2 separate regions of the Homo sapiens genome follow, and region 2 is linked to region 1. Evidence: read pairs that join two places in POLR2A ChIA-PET (ENCODE). Cell type or tissue: GM12878. All regions are shown on one strand. Each heading gives the region's core, and the rest is flanking DNA. Links, peaks and the distances in the headings are about the cores only.

What was found. ChIA-PET counts read pairs that join two places held together with the same protein. Peaks named below come from ENCODE experiments on the same cell type or tissue, not always from the same donor. Only the 100,000 strongest peaks of a DNase experiment are listed, where the experiment ranks them.
Region 2: POLR2A ChIA-PET joins it to region 1 with 5 read pairs; 6 of 35 experiments call an interaction of 5 or more read pairs at or near these places.

Annotation. Positions count from the first base shown.
Region 1 is chr20:21,314,029-21,316,945 of GRCh38, reverse strand. All of the region lies in intron 1 of XRN2 (5'-3' exoribonuclease 2), which reads right to left. Among named protein-coding and RNA genes, the nearest start is that of XRN2, 12 kb to the right of the region's middle. In GM12878, for the core only: no CTCF peak of the experiment used is centred there; a DNase peak (open chromatin) is centred at 1,574.
Region 2 is chr20:21,253,562-21,256,478 of GRCh38, reverse strand. No RefSeq gene overlaps it. Among named protein-coding and RNA genes, the nearest start is that of KIZ-AS1, 37 kb to the right of the region's middle. In GM12878, for the core only: no CTCF peak of the experiment used is centred there; no DNase peak of the experiment used is centred there.

The DNA.
Region 1 (2,917 bases), core at 178-2,677:
AAAAATCAATTACATTTCTATACACTTGCAATGAGTATTCCAAAAATAAAGTTAAAACATTCTCACAATAGTATCAAAAAACTAGGGCTAAATCTAACAAAGAAATACGAAATTTATATTTTGAAAACTACAAAACACTGTTGACAGAAATCAAAATAGTTCTAAACAAATAACATCCCATATTTATGGAACACAAGACTCAACATTAAGATGACAATACTCCCCAAACTGATTGACAAATTCAACGTGCTCTGTAATCAACAGTAATCAAGACAGTGCGGTACTGGGACAAGGATAAACATTTAGATCAATGGAATGGAATTGAGTCCAGAAATAAATGCACACAGCTATTATTAGCTGATTTTTGATAAGGTGTCAAGATCATTTAATGGGGAAAAGAACAGTCTTCAACAAATGGTGTAGGACAACTAGATAGCCAATGCAAGAAAGTGAAGCTGGACTATTACTTCACACCTTAACTCAACCCAAACAACTCAAAATGGATCATGAACCTACATTTAAGAGCTAAAGCTATAAAACTCTTCCGAAAAACAGGTGTAAATATTTGTGACCTTGAATTTGGCAATGGAATTCTTAGATATGCCATCAAAAGCACAAACGATAAAAGAAAAAAGCAGATGAACTGCACTTCATCATCAAAATTTTAAACTTTTTTGTTTGTTTGTTTTTTGAGACTGAGTTTTGCTCTTGTTGCCCAGGCTGGAGTGCAATGGCACAATCTTGGCTCACTGCAACCTCCGCCTCCTGGGTTCAAGCCATTCTCCTGCCCCAGCCTCCTGAGTAGCTGGGATTACAGGCGCCCACCACCACACCCGGCTAATTTTCTGTATTTTCAGTAGAGACGGGGTTTCACCATGTTGGCCAGGCTGGTCTCAAACTCCTGTCCTCAAGTGATCTGCCCACCTCAGCCTCCCAAAGTGCTGCGATTACAAGCGTGAGTCACCACAACCGGACAAAATTTTAAACTTTTATTCTTCAAAGGACACCATCAAGAAAGTGGAAAGACAATCCACAGAATGTGGGAAAATATTTGCAAATCATTTATCTTATAAGGGACTTATATTCAGAATACATTCTTTAAAACTCTTACACTTCAATAGGACAACCCAATTTTAAAAGGGCAAAGAGGCCGGGTATGATGGCTCACGCCTGTAATCCCAACACTTTGGGAGGCTGAGGGAGGTGGATCATCTGAGCTCAGGAGTTGATTCGAGACCAGCCTGGGCAATATGGCAAAACCCTGTCTCAACCCAAAATACAAAAAGTTAGCCAGGCATGGTGGTGCCTGCCTGTAGTCCCAGCTACTCAGGAGGCTGAGGTGGGAGGATAACGTGACCCTGGGAGATGGAGGTTGCAGTGAGCTGAGATTGTGCCACTGCCCTCCAGCCCGGGTAACAAGAGTGAAACCCTGTCTCAAAAAAAAGGGGGAAGAGGAGACAAAGAACCTAAATAGACATTTCTCCAAAAGATACACAGATGGCCAGTAAGCACATGAAAAGATGCTCAACACGACTAGTCATCAGAAAATGCAAATCAAAACCACAGGAGATACCACGTCACACACCCACTAGAATGGCTAAAGCCAAGTCAGATAACAAGTGTTGGCAAGTGTGGCATAGTTCTTTGGCTGGCCTTGGACTAACTCAGTTCCTTTTCTTGCTCATAGTTCTCAAAAGTGACTGTAGAATGTGATGGTAATGCAATATCCTGAAATAGGGAAGAACTGCCTGAAAATGTCCAGCCTTGCTCCTGTCCCTCCCAGGAATTTAACATCTTGAGTGAGGGCGCAACTGCCCGGGACAAGGTGGGCTTTGTTCCTTTCACCCCTGGAAGCAGGACATTTTTTAAAGCATTAGCTCAGTGTGTCACATAAACCCTGAGGTGTATAACCCAGAGTGGGCTGCCTTTCAGGGTTCCTCTCCCGCCATGTAAGTGTGGCCCCTGCAGTCAAGACTCTATCTGCCCCGGGCATGTTTCCTGAGCCATGGGGGACCCATTCAGAATGAATCCTAGGCTTCTGTTGTCCTTTACTGTCTATTTGTAAATAATAAACCCTCTTCATGTAACATTGTACATGGATGTCCTTGTCTCCTCAGACTCAGACAAGTTGGTAAGCAACACACAGTAAACCTGCTTCACAGCAAAAATGTGGAAAAATTGGAACCCTCATACACTACTGGTGGGAATATAAAATAGTGCAATCACTTGGGGCTAGGAGTTCAAGACCAGTAGGCAACACAGAGAAACCCCATCTCTTAAAAAAAAAAAAAGTTAGCCAAGCATAGTGGCACATGCCTATAGTCCTAGCTATTCAGGAGACTGAGGCAGGAGAATCGCTTGAACCCAGGAGTTCAAGGCTGCAGTGAGCTATGATCATGCCATTGCACTCCAGCCTGGGCAACAGAGCGAGAACCTGGGAAAGTGGCTGGCAGTTCTTCAAATGATTAAACCATATAATCCAGCAACTCTACGCCTAGGTATACACCCAAGAAAAACGAAAACATATCCACATAGAAACATAACATGAATGTTTAAAACAGCATTATTCATAATAGCCAAAACATAGAAACTGTTCAAATGTTTATCAACAGACAAATGGATGAACAAAATGTGGTATATCCATACAATGGCACAGTATTTGGCCATAAGCAAATAATAAAGTACTGCGACATGCTACAACATGGGTGAACTTTGAAAACATAATATTAAGTGAAAGCAGCCAGCCAGAAACGACCATATTCTATAGATTCCTCTCATGTGAAAGTCCAGACTAGGAAAAATCTATATAGACATAAAGTAGATTAGTGGTTGCTTAAGGCTGGGAGAAAAGGAGACAGCAGTTAGAGGGACAACAGCTAAAGGGTACAAGTTTCTTTTCAAGGTGATTAAAATGTTC
Region 2 (2,917 bases), core at 286-2,785, 61 kb after region 1:
GATGGCAGACAGTGATCTCACTTCACTGCAGCCTTGACCTCCCAGGCTCAATCGATCCTCCCACCTCAGACTCCCTAGTAGCTGGGACTGCAGGAGCACACCACCATGCCTGACTAATTTTTCTATTTTTGGTAGAGACGGGTTTTCGCCATGTTGCCTAGGCTAGTGTCAAACTCCTGGGCTCAAGCCATCTACCTGCCTCAGCCTCCCGAAGTGCTGGGATTATAGGCATAAGCCACTGTGCTCAGCCACAGAAGTTTTAAATTTTAATGTTGTGATATTCATCAATATTTTTATGAGTTTTTGCTTCTTCTGTCTTGGCTGAGAAATTCTTCCTTGCTTCAAAGTCATAAAGATACTTATTTTTTTCTTTAAAAGTTTTAAAGTTTTCTTTTTCATATTTAGTTCTTTATTCCAGCACGAATTTCTTTCGTGTTAGGGATGAAGTCGAAATTTAATTTTCTATTTTGCCATGTGGCTTGCCAGTTGGTCCAGCCCTGATTGGGAAGGTGGTGATCACCTCACTGATTTCTAATACTACATCGGTCCCACACTCAGTTCTCATGCCTGGGAATATTTCTAGAGCCTGTATTCTGCTCCATGTTTCTATCCCTGAGCCAACACCACATGGCCTAATTACTGCTCTTTATAATAAATCTTGATTTCTGCTATAGCAAGACCCCTTCTCTTTATTCTTCAAAATTGCCTTCAACATTTTGGCCTTTTAAATTCCTTCTGAGTTTTATGACCAGCTTGTTAAGTACCTGGAAGACCTGTTGGGATTTTGACTGAAATCGCATTGGCTTTTGGATCAATTAGGAGGTAACTATGATTCTTTTTTTTTTTTTTTTTGAGATGGAGTCTTGCTCTGTCGCCCAGGCTGGAGTGCAGTGGCGCAATTTCGGCTCACTGCAAGCTCCACCTCCCGGGTTCAAGCGATTCTCCTGCCTCAGCCTCCCGAGTAGCTGGGATTACTTACAGGCAACTACCATTACAAAACCACCCTGTTATTGGTGTATAAGAATGCTTGTGATTTTTGTACATTGATTTCGTATCCTGAGACTTTGCTGAAGTTGCTTATCAGCTTAAGGAGATTTTGGGCGGAGACAATGGGGTTTTCTAGATATATAATCATGTCATCTGCAAACAGGGACAATTTGACTTCCTCTTTTCCTAATTGAATACCCTTTATTTCCTTCTCCTGCCTAATTGCCCTGGCCAGAACTTCCAACACTATGTTGAATAGGAGTGGTGAGAGAGGGCATCCCTGTCTTGTGCTAGTTTTCAAAGGGAATGCTTCCAGTTTCTGCCCATTCAGTATGATATTGGCTGTGGGTTTGTCATAGATAGCTCTTATTATTTTGAGATACGTCCCATCAATACCTAATTTATTGAGAGTTTTTAGCATGAAGGTTGTTGAATTTTGTCAAAGGCCTTTTCTGCATCTATTGAGATAATCAAACAATAGAGCCAAATCATGAGTGAACTCCCATTCACAATTGCTTCAAAGAGAATAAAATACCTAGGAATCCAACTTACAAGGGACGTGAAGGACCTCTTCAAGGAGAACTACAAACCACTGCTCAGTGAAATAAAAGAGGATACAAACAAATGGAAGAACATTCCACGCTCATGGGTAGGAAGAATCAATATCGTGAAAATGGCCATACTGCCCAAGGTAATTTATAGATTCAGTGCCATCCCCATCAAGCTACCAATGACTTTCTTCACAGAATTGGAAAAAACTACTTTAAAGTTCATATGCAACCAAAAAAGACCCCACATCGCCAAGTCAATCCTAAGCCAAAAGAACAAAGCTGGAGGCATCACACTACCTGACTTCAAACTATACTACAAGGCTACAGTAACCAAAACAGCATGGTACTGGTACCAAAACAGAGATATAGATCAATGGAACAGAACAGAGCCCTCAGAAATAACGCCACATATCTACAACTATCTGATCTTTGACAAACCTGAGAAAAATAAGCAATGGAGAAAGGATTCCCTATTTAATAAATGGTGCTGGGAAAACTGGCTAGCCATATGTAGAAAGCTGAAACTGGATCCCTTCCTTACACCTTATGCAAAAATTAATTCAAGATGGATTAAAGACTTACATGTTAGACCTAAAACCATAAAAACCCTAGAAGAAAACCTAGGCAATACCATTCAGGACATAGGCATGGGCAAGGACTTCATGTCTAAAACACCAAAAGCAATGGCAACAAAAGCCAAAATTGACAAATGGGATCTAATTAAACTAAAGAGCTTCTGCACAGCAAAAGAAACTACCATCAGAGTGAACAGGCAACCTACAAAATGGGAGAAAATTTTCGCAACCTACTCATCTGACAAAGGGCTAATATCCAGAATCTACAATGAACTCAAACAAATTTACAAGAAAAAAACAAACAACCCCATCAAAAAGTGGGCAAAGGATATGAACAGACACTTCTCAAAAGAAGACATTTATGCAGCCAAAAAACACATGAAAAAATGCTCACCATCACTGGCCATCAGAGAAATGCAAATCCAGACCACAGTGAGATAGCATCTCACACCAGTTAGAATGGCGATCATTAAAAAGTCAGGAAACAACAGGTGCTGGAGAGGATGTGGAGAAATAGGAACACGTTTACACTGTTGGTGGGACTGTAAACTAGTTCAACGATTGTGGAAGTGAGTGTGGCGATTCCTCAGGGATCTAGAACTAGAAATACCATTTGACCCAGCCATCCCATTACTAGGTATATACCCAAAGGACTATAAATCATGCTGCTATAAAGACACATGCACACGTATGTTTATTGCGGCATTATTCACAATAGCAAAGACTTGGAACCAACCCAAATGTCCATCAATGATAGACTGGATTAAGAAAATGTGGCATATATACACCACGGAATACTATGCA